Linked DNA regions of Mus musculus: region 1 is linked to region 2. A link is a loop called in an ENCODE intact Hi-C map of the cell type or tissue named here. Cell type or tissue: gastrocnemius. All regions are shown on one strand. Each heading gives the region's core, and the rest is flanking DNA. Links, peaks and the distances in the headings are about the cores only. Region 1 overlaps Smarcd3 (SWI/SNF related, matrix associated, actin dependent regulator of chromatin, subfamily d, member 3). Region 2 overlaps Gbx1 (gastrulation brain homeobox 1).

Region 1 (5,372 bases), core at 192-5,191, 88 kb after region 2:
GTTTCCTCTCAAATGCTAGGAGGTCCATGTAAGCCTGGGACTCGGGTACCAGCTCCCGAATCTGGAGGAGGAACAAGGTGGAAGCAGGCCTCAGACCATCTTGCAGAACGTTTGTCTGTTGTGTGATCTCAGGACACAAAGGACATGTAGGGAGCTGTCCAATTGATTTCAGGCTGTGGAATCCTGAGAGTGTAGATAGGACTTGTCCCCGGGACTCTTATTATATAGCCTCATTGTGTGCGGATAGAATTGCTTCTCCCTCCAGGACAATTCATGCATCTCATCACCAGGAAGCAGCAGCGACTGGCAGCCCAGCAGGTGCAAGTGCCTAGTCTCATCCTATCGCCCCCTACTCATACAGACACCCTGGGTCCCTGAAAAGTGCTAAGTGATTCTGGGTACCCCAGATAGTTGGGAGGTGGTGTAGATTGCCTCAGGAGCTCCACACCTGCTGTCCCTTTTACATGTCCAGGCTCTCCTGCTACTTTCTGTTCCCTCCACTCAGCAGTTTCTGGTCCCTTCTTTGTCCTTTATGCCTTTGGACCACTGGCATCCCGCCCCCTGAACCTCAGGCCTTGTGATCTGCCCCTCCTCCCTCCGTGGCTCTCCAGCTCCCTCCCTCAGTCCAGCCCCACCCTCTCGAAAAGGGAGCCTCACTTCCTAATGAGCTTTTAAAACAAAAAGTGAAAGTGGCTGTGATGCTGAGCCCAAAGCTTTGCTCCTAAGGAAGGAGGGGAAGATGGAGGAGCAAAGGGGTGGGGGCTGGCTGGGGGCTGCTGTGAAAGGAACTCACCCTTTGAGGGAGGATTTTGTCAGCCATCTTCCTCCTCTTGGCACTGTACATTTTTTAAAGAAAAAACCAGGTTACCATGGCGACAGATCTGGGAGTAACGAGGCCACCTGCTAAATTATCCCGACATCTCCGCCCGCTGGCTGGGGTTCCCACAGCCTGCTTGTCTGCCTGTCTGAGGGCTACAGCAGGGCCATGGAGCTGGTACTTCCCTTGGAAAGCAGATCCTTTCTCTGGCCCGGTACCCCCTGCCCCCACCTTATACCGCGCCACATCCTCAGAGCCAGAGAAATTCAGACTTAGGAGGAACTAGTGAAAGAGGAGATGCTGCCAAAACATGGGGACTGCAGAAGTGTTTGCAAAAAGCCTGGAAGCGGGGAAGACAGAGGAGAGAGAAGATAGCTTCTGAGGAGCCTTTCCTGCCAAGAGAGCCCGAGCTCCAAGGAGGGGAGAGGTGACTCTTCCACCTGGTTCCTGGAGCTCCTGAGCCACCATGGTGTGAAGTGGTGGGACTTGGCACTCCAATGGCTCTGGGCTTGGAAGGGACTGTTTAAGGGCAGGAAACGCTTGTGGTCTTGGACCATCTGCCAACCAAGGGCCACACCACAGTCACAAGAACCCTGGTAGTGTGCAGGAGTGTTCTATGTGAGTTTGACTTAGCACTGGAACCAATGTGGCTGAACCTAGGGTAGATAGCACCTGGTATTGGATGTTTCTGTTTCAAAAGCAATGTTCTCTCTTGGCTGACCAAGAGAGAACACATAGCCTAGAAGATAGCTCTACACTGCCCCCATGTGGCTTTCTCACTCACTGCCCCCTCTCTATCCAGAAATCCACTCTATGCCTAGTCAAGCAACTCATTAAAGAAAAAAAAAAAAAAAAAAAAAACCATTCTTAGGCTGGATAAGCCTCTCATGAAAGGATTGATTTATTTCAAATAAATTGTCCACACAAAACTCTTAACTTATACATAAAAAAATAAAAAAATCAAAGAATTACTTGCTATACAAGATAATGATTCACTTTGTAAAAGGATTTACTGTGGGATGCCTATGATTTTCCTTGATGCGTAAAAAACTATTTAATAATGAAGTAGAACTGATATTACACCTTGTATAAGAACCCATCTGTTGTGCAAAAGGAAGCATGTGTGTTTGGCTAAATACCGATGCCCATAGGGGCATAACTCTTGCCAAGAGCCAGCAGGGACCATGGGAGTGCCACTAACTTCTCAGACGAGGAAATAAGCTGGTCCGGTGGCTTGGGGGCAGAATTGCTCCCTCAGAGGGGTTATAACGCCCTCTTCATGCCCACTGCCAAGGATAAGGGCTGCAGAAATCTAGAGGGGCTCTGACGCAGCCCGGGACTCGGGACTGGCCCGGAGGTACCAGAGGACTACATTTTAGAAAACACACAGCTAAAACTCAACCCTTGGTCTATTGCCAGCCTTGCCTCTCCCCAAAGACTGAAGCATCTCCCAGAACTTGGGGTACAGGATGGGAGAAAGGATTTATCAGGTGACAAGCAGAGGAATGAAGGGTGCGTGCAGAGAAGGGACACTGGCAGCCGACTATTGCAGCCTGTCTTCACTGTGGGCACACAAAAGAACCAGACCAGTGCCCCCTAAGCCCTCTCCAGAGAACATCCAAGCTAGAATGACTTGGTCGCTGCTACCACCCTTCCTTAGCTTTCCATCCCCACCACTCACCCACCTGGTCCCTGAGGCTTCTGCCTTCCGCCCCTGCACGCCCTTTCACGCGGGGGGGCGGAGTTTTGGGGGGCACTCACCTGCGGCTCCGCGCTGGGGCGGTGGGCACGGGCTGGCCCTGGCCCTGTGCCTGGCTCTGCCCGGGCGGGGGCGCTGCTCGCTTGCGGGCGGGCTCCATGCCCGCGGGGGCCAGGCCGGGTCGTACCGCGGGGCTGCCCATGTACGGGGAGCCCGGGGGGCCCATGGGCGCCCCCTGGTGGGGCATTCGGGCTCCAGACGGCATCCCGGGGCGCTGGGGGGTGGGGCGGGAGGTGAAGCAGAAACAGGCGCCGGCAGGTCAGATTCGGTCCCGACCCCCAGGCCAGCGTGCCTGCGTTCCCGCCCCTCTCCAAGACCCTGGGTTGGTAACCCTGCGCTGAGCGATGAGTGGGAGTGATTGGTGGGAGGGGCGGGGGCGCGGGAATCTGCGCGGCTCTGGAGGAGGGGGCTCAGCGTCTCCTTGCATGAAGCTAACTGAAGCCAGGAAATTGCCCAGAGCATAGCCGAGTCTCAGAGCCGTGCAAGGTACCCCCAAAATGAATATTAATGGCGCCTTTCAACCTTTCAAAGGATGTTCATATCCTTACGGTTCTCTGCAAGCCAGTCAGAGCAGGTCTTTTCATCCCCACTTGACAGATGGGGCAACTGGGGCTCAAAGAAAACAGCGACCTCACCAAGGTCACCCTGCTCTTCCTGGCAAAGGCAGCACCTGGCGGGCCCTGCTCCCCGCTGCTTCGCTGCGGTGAGGGAGGGGCTGATCTCCTGCCCTCATTCTCCATTTCCACACCCCACTTCTGGGTCTGATGTGTTTTGTACTTGAGCCCCTATCTCCATTTCGGAGCCCCCTGCTTTTGGCACCTCAATCTCAAACATAACTGGTACAGCTAACTCCAGGTCTCCACACCCACTGACTTAACCTGCCTCTTTAATTTTATTTCTCCCAAGATGATACAAGAGACTGGGCAAGGGGACCTGCGGGTCTGGTGTCATCAAACTCTGCCAGGTTTTCTTGAGTGGCAAGTGGGGAACGGGACTAGAAGTGGACTGCCAGTGCAGGGATGTGAAGGAAGCAGCATCTGTAGCAGTATCCATTTCCCCCTCCCATCTGCCCACATCAGAGACAACCTATTCCTCACAATATCCCAGAAAGGGTAGAAATTGGAGGGAAATGAGGCAGGTTGATTTTCTCTGGCCACCAGCTCTGGGCAGTCAATCAAAAGAGATGAGATGTGAATGCAAGTGGAGTGTTTCAGATTTCACTTGTCCAAGCCCAGGAAGGGGGCTGAGGCTTGGGGACCTAGACCAGGAAGGGTATTAGGGAGAGGGGAATGAAACCCCTATTATTTAAACACTACCATCTCAGGCTAGGGATGTAGCTTGGTTAAGGGCTTGTGCAATACATGTGGTGCTCTGGGTTCGATCCCCAGCATCAAATAAACTGCACATGATAGCACATACTTTTTTTTTTTTTTTTTTTTTTGAGACAGGGTTTCTCTGTGTAGCCCTGGCTGTCCTGGAACTCACTCTGTAGACCAGGCTGGCCTTGAACTCAGAAATCCACCTGCCTCTGCCTCCCGAGTGCTGGGATTAAAGGCGTGCGCCACCACCGCCTGGCATGATAGCACATACTTATAATCCTAATCTTGAGGTGAAGGCAGAAAATCAAGACCACCCTCTGATATATAGTGAATTTGAGGCCAGCCTGGGCTACAGAAGGCCATGCACACACACACCCTTCTCATCTTGCCCCCTGGATTAAGAAGCCCTAACCCTAACCCTGGGCTTCCTTTCTCCTCTTACATTGCTTACCTCTGAGGTCTCCACCCAGAGCCAAGCAGCTGTCTCTGCCCATCTCTTCTATAGTCAAACAGGCCTGTCCCTGAACTTGCCTCCCCCATTCCACCTGACTCTGTCACTCACAGCACCAATGTCACCAGCGTGGAAGCTCAAGCCTAGCCATTCTCCATCACTATAGAGGGGACTCTAATCATCCAAGAACCGAACTACCAAGTTGACCACATTCAATTCCATATGCAGAGCCTCTTCACTGGATGGTAGTCTTTAAAGCAACTACTCTTAAGCAGCTAGGTCAGGATTGGTAACTCCACTAACCCATAGGGCTGCCTTGGAATTTATACCCCAGAGATCCCTATGGCTAGAGAACAGGCTGCCACAGAGAAGCCCTCTTCCCTATCAGCCACTCTCCTATTCATCAAGGCCACTGATACTGTTGGGTCTAATGAGGCCCTGAGAAGAAGGCTTCTAGGGGCCCCCAGGAGCCTGCCATCAGTAACAGCCTCATAAGGGTCAGATTCTGGGGGCCCTTGCCTCTCACTGAAATGGTGCTTCCTGGAGTCACAACCAAATTTGGCCATAGTAAATATGACTGACTCTTCCCTCCATATGCCCAGGCTTAGAGCTCCTCACAGCAGGCTCTCCACCTCAATAGGTTCCTGGGTACCCTCAGACTCCTCACATGTCTTCGTGAGTGTGTGAGTGTGTGTGTGTGTGTGTGTTAGAACGGTATAGTACTATCCCTTTGGTTTCTAGGCCTCATGTCCCCAACTCCTGCCCCTCCTTCACACCTTTGAGGTGTTAAGGTCATCAACTTCTGGTGGCTGAGCCTGCCAAGGAGATCTTCTGACTGCTTAACTTGAGGTCTCACAAGTAGACCCTTCTCAGCTCTGACAGCAGGGCCAAGTCCTCAAGGCCCTCCTGCTAGGATGCAGAGGTTGTTCAGCAGAGAGCTTTTGCTCTTAGGTCACCTGCTCCTAGCTGCTCAGACCTAGTCGGAGTGACCCTGTCCCAAAGGATGAACAGGGACAACAGGCAGCC
Region 2 (5,372 bases), core at 315-5,314:
GATGAAAATGGTCCTGGCTTCTTGCAGCCTCTCCCACTGGGCCTAGTCAGTGACCTGTTTTCTCCCAATGAGTCCACACCTGTTCCTTCATGCCTGCGGCTTTCCCTCAGGATCCTTGGAGGCTTTTGTCTCTGAAGTCATGTCCCCCAATGCCACCACTGCAGTCAGCATCTTCATGTTGCCCCAGCTTGCAGCAGGCCAGCCAAGCTCTAAACTGCCTCTTATCTTCCCATAAGCAGCTTGCTATTCAGGTGCCTCATTCTGTTTAGAAAAATGACCAACCCCCAGGATGTCCAGACATGGATGATATACTTTACCACACTCATACATCAGCCACACTTCCTTTCTTTTTCTTTTCTTTTCTCTTCTTTTCTTTTCTTTTCTTTTTTTTTTTCTTTTCTTTTTCTTTTTTTTTTTTTTTGAGACAGGGTTTTTCTGTGAAGCCCTGGCTGTCCTGGAACTCACTCTATAGACCAGGCTGGCCTCGAACTCAGAAATCTGCCTCCCTCTGCCTCCCAAGTGCTGGGATTAAAGGCATGCGCCACCAAGCCCGGTTCACACTTCCTTTCTGACCTCAGCCCTGGACACAGACATAGCAAGATTTAAGGCCTGGAGGCTGGAGAGATGGCTCAGCGGTTAAGAGCCCTGGCTGCTCTTGTGGTTCTATTCCCAGTACCCATCGACAAGGTGGCTCACAACCATCTCTAACTATAGTTCCAAGGGATCTGATGCCCTCTTCTGTTCTTTCTGGGTACTGCATGCACAGGGAGCACAGGCATACATATAGATACTCATATACATAGATAATGAAATAAAAACCGATCGATCTTTTGTTGGAGATTCAGGACATGGATGCCTTCCTTCCTCTTACTAAAAGGTCTTGTTCACATTTTTCTCATTTCCGCAGACTCAGACTTCTCGAGGTCCAAATGGAAACCTCAACCTTTCTTTCACCTTCGCGATGCTTCCCCATCTTCAAACTCCACCATGATAGTTGTTTCTTACTCCCGGGGTCCCATTCAAACCCCCACAAATCTGTCTCTCAGATCTGCCCAGAGCTGGACCCTTTCTTGCCACCTCCTTACCAACCTGGCTCCTTCTAAAGGTTTGCCTGTCTTCTGTCCCTACCGGTCCGCAGCCTTCTCTCTGTCAGGAGCATCCTGCTCCTTGAGATCAAACGCCGGCTCCTTCCTCCACGCCCGAGACTGGCTCTTCTTCCTCCATCCTCTTGGACTTAAGATGCTTCTTGGACTCCTTTGCTGCCACAGCATGTGACATAAATGTTAGTCACTTTATTTCTTTTAAAAGCTATGTCTCGAGCTGGAGAGATGGCTCAGCAGTTAAGAGCACTGACTGCTCTTCCAGAGGTCCTGAGTTCAATTTCCAGCACCCACGTGGTGGCTCACAACCATCTGTAACAGGATATGATTCCCTTTTCTGGCACACAGGTGCGCATGCAGACAGAGCACTCATACATTAGTAAATAAATAAATCTAAAAAAAAAAAACCCTATGTCTCTTCCTATTAGAATATAAACTTCATGAAAATATAGATTTCAGTCATATCTTACTCACAGTTGTGGCTTTGGGATCATAAAAATTACCTATAAAGTAGTCACTTAATAAATACTTAACATGGGCTGGCAAGATGACTCAGTGGGTAAGAGCATTGACTGCTCTTCTGAAGGTCCTGAGTTCAAATCCCAGCAACCACATGGTGGCTCACAACCACCCGTAATGAGACCTGACGCCCTCTTCTGGTGCATCTGAAGACAGCTACAGTGTACTTCTATAATGATAATAATAAATAAATCTTCGGGCTGGAGCAAGCAGGAACTGAGTGAAACGGGGTTGACCGAAGCAAGCAGAGGTCCTAAAATTCAATTCCCAACAACCACATGAAGGCTCACAACTATGTGTACAGCTACAGTGTACTCACATACATAAAATAACTAAATAAATCTTTTAAAAATAGATACTTAACATAGTAAAACGGCTATTTCCAGCATGTGCATGCACGTCCCCTCATCAGTTCCCTTCTTGATCTCTTCTGAGATACCCGCTTCAACTCTACCCATTCCCAGCCCCAGAAAGGACCCCTCCTCTTCTTTTATCACCCTACCCTCTGTCCAGTGTGCCTCAGACCTTCCCATGCACAGAGGAATGCCACAGGACCTTCTGGTGCTAAGAGTAATGGCCTTGGGAATTTTCTTCACTTCTAAGTCCTGTGGTTTCAAATTTTAAAACATACTTTGTAGCAATTCATAATATGTTATCAAAAATGTAGCCCAATAGTGCAGTGTTTTAAACAGTGTTAAAAAGCCAGAAACTGGATTTCAGGGCTTGAAGGATGGAATCATTTAGTACAGTGCCAAGCCCTCAGGGGACGTCCAATAAATCTAAATTGATGATGATTGAGAGGAGGCTCCCAGCTCCTCGGTCTGGCAGAGCCCTCCTGAGATAATCTCATCCATCCCTCTGTCTTCAGACAGACCCAGTAACTTCAACCCACACAAGCAGGCCACCCTCAGTGCCGCTTTTAAAGCCACACATGGAGTGAGGGTTCATGGCCTCTCTCTGTTTCTTGATCCCTGTGGGACACTGAGTGGCAGGGGCAAGAGTTTCTGTCTGCGCCTTTATGATCGTGACATTGAAGACTCTGATAAGCTACCTCTAGATAGGGGTGGGGGTGGGGCAACTGAGAGGAACACACAGCCACCGGCCTCAAAGGACAGCTTTTGGAACAATGAGGAGATCCACAAGATGGGAGAAGGAAAGGCAAGCGCCGGCAGCCCGAAGGAGGCTGAAGCCAGAAGTGGCAGAGAAACCAAATGGTGGACCAGACAGTGAAAGGCTGGGTTTCATAGAGACAGCTAAGATGGGGGTGGGGGGTTAAACAGTACCACCCCGGGCCCCAGTACTGACATGTGTGTTGCTGTCTCTTGCTCTTTGCTCCACCAGAAGAGGGCGCACTGAGAACTGGGAAGGAGTCAGCAACCAGGAATGAATGAGCTACTCAGCTACCCATGGAAGAAAGGCAGGCGGGCGGCCCAGGTAGCTTACCATTTCCACAGAACTTAGGAAGGAAATGCAGCGACTCATTATAATCATTCGTAACCCGGCTCTAGGGGATCCAGTGCCCTCTGTTGACCTTCTTTGGCACCACGGATGTATGTGGTACACACACACATGCAGGCAAAACACTCACACATAAAATAAAATGAATAGTCTCTCTGACCCTTTCCTCTCTCTCAGACCCTTCTCTCCCTCTCTCCCCTTCCCTTCCCCACCCCTCTCTCCATGTGTTCCTGGACCCCCGCCTCAACTCCCCTTCCCATGCCCCCAAATAAATTCTATTCTATACTAGAAAAAAATTAAAATGAATAAATCTTTTTTAATAAATGAAAGAAGGGAGGGGGGAGGGAGGGAGGCAGAGAGGGAGGGAGGGAGGAAGGAAGGGAGGGAGGGAGGGAGGGAGGGAGGGAGGGAGGGAGGGAGGGAGGAAGAAAACGCAGCTGGGTGTGGTATTATGGTGGCGAACACCTTTTATCCCAACACTTGGGAAGCAGAGGCAGGTGGGTCTTTATGAATTCAGGGCTGCTCTGATACCCACAGTGAGTATCTCAGCCAGGACTGTAAAATAAGACCTTTTTTTTTTTGGTTTTTCGAGACAGGGTTTCTCTGTATAGCTCTGGCTGTCCTGGAACTCACTTTGTAGACCAGGCTGGCCTCGAACTCAGAAATCCGTCTGCCTCTGCTCCCCCCCAACCCCCCCCCCCCCAGTGCTGGGATTAAAGGCGTGTGCCACCACACCCGGGCTGGCCCTGAGCTTGCAGCTCCTGTTTCTGCCTCCTGAGGGATAGCATGCATGGGTTGGGTTTTCCAGGCCTAGCTGTCAAACCTTTCTGATAAACTCCCCCCCCCCCCAAAGACAGGGTTTCTCTGTGTAGCCCTGACTGTCCTGAAACTCACTCTGTAGAACAGGCTGGCTTCGAACTCAGAAATCCATTTGCCTCTGCCTCCCAAGTGCTGGGATTAAAGGAAGCATAGCCAACTTCCATTAACATCTTTTTTTTTTTTTAAGATTTATTTATTTTATGTATATGAGTACACTGTAGCTGTCAGTCACACCAGAAGAGGGCATTGGATCCCTTTACAGATGGTTGTGAGCCATCACGTGGTTGCTGGGAACTGAACTCAAGACCTCTGGAAGAGCAGTCAGTGCTCTTAACCACCGAGCCATCTCTCCAGCAGCTGCCCCCCCCCCCCAAACATCTTATAATGGGAAATAATGATTCTTATGGAGGAAATCTTCTACCAAATGAAAGAAGGCTTTCAAGTGCGAGTAACCTAACTGCTAGGGCGGTGGCCAAGAAGGCAGAAAGGTCCTGACCTTGAGTGTGAGGATGTTGCCTGGTGCCAGAGTGTGCTAGGCTCCTTGTGAGTTCAGAGCCTGTGGAGAATCCTGTCTCTGGCTGGTTAGTTGGAAACAGGCAGAGTTCACGGGACAGCTCCTCATGGAGTTATCTTCCTGGGAACCGGAAATCACCAAGCTTGAACTACAGTTACACGGAGAGCTGATGCAAGAGAGCTGCCCCGCCCACCCACTGAATCCAGACTCTGCACTCAGGCTGCAAGGAGTACGAGAATGTGGACAGTGACTGCCCCCGCAGGAAGGGCGGAGGCTCCAGAGACAGAGGAGTCCCATGGAGGGAAAAGGCTGAGCAAAGAATAACAGGCAACTAGGGAATGCAGAGAGTGGGAGAAATAGTCTTCTCCAGAGAAGAGCACGCTAGTTGGCTATCCAGTAACAAGTAATGAGCCCTGAAAGCACATACGTGTAATGTGATACAGACCGAGCAGGGGTGTTTAGTGATATGTATGACTGTACATGTGTGCGTGCATAATAACTAATGAAAAAAGAGGTCAAGAATTTGCAAGAGAGCAAGGGGAGAGGGAAGGGAGAGATGGTGTAATTATATAATAACCTCAGAAATAAATGGAAGACAGGGTTCAGCTGGGCTAGAGAGGAACTCAGCAGCCATACAGAACCTATGGGAGGTATTTCCCCATGGAGGGAATACGGTGTCAAGGTGGCCGTGGCAGTGCATGCCTGAAATCCTGGCACCTGGGAGGTCAAGGCTGCATGGAGTTTGAGGCCAGCCTTGGGCAGCCCCAGACTTGCCTGCTAAAGAGGGGAACCTGCACTGGAGTCACCAAGGACGATGAGATGAAGGCCCTTCTTCCGACAAGGGCTACCTACCCCTTCTACTCCCCAGCCACTCAGCCTTTTCCCAGCAGGTGGGGTCAATTCTCCAAAGACACCTGTATTTTCCATCCAGGAGCCATGACTGAACCCCTCCCCTCTGCAAG

The links. A loop is a pair of places that touch in the nucleus more often than their neighbours do. Peaks named below come from ENCODE experiments on the same cell type or tissue, not always from the same donor. Only the 100,000 strongest peaks of a DNase experiment are listed, where the experiment ranks them.
Region 1: it touches region 2 in a loop (13-fold over the local background); 6 of 42 quality-filtered maps call a loop at or near these places.

The regions. Positions count from the first base shown.
Region 1 is chr5:24,596,014-24,601,385 of GRCm38, forward strand. It overlaps Smarcd3 (SWI/SNF related, matrix associated, actin dependent regulator of chromatin, subfamily d, member 3), which reads right to left. Exons shown (of 13, transcript NM_025891.3): 2 at 2,579-2,790; 3 at 794-836; 4 at 1-61. Among named protein-coding and RNA genes, the nearest start is that of Smarcd3, 3.3 kb to the right of the region's middle. In gastrocnemius, for the core only: CTCF peaks have their summits at 1,587 (motif pointing left) and 2,751 (motif pointing left); DNase peaks (open chromatin) are centred at 604, 995, 1,319, 1,549 and 3 more places; H3K4me3 peaks cover 4,416 bases; H3K27ac peaks cover 4,766 bases.
Region 2 is chr5:24,507,865-24,513,236 of GRCm38, forward strand. All of the region lies in intron 1 of Gbx1 (gastrulation brain homeobox 1), which reads right to left. Among named protein-coding and RNA genes, the nearest start is that of Gbx1, 16 kb to the right of the region's middle. In gastrocnemius, for the core only: CTCF peaks have their summits at 753 (motif pointing left) and 2,950 (motif pointing right); a DNase peak (open chromatin) is centred at 2,959.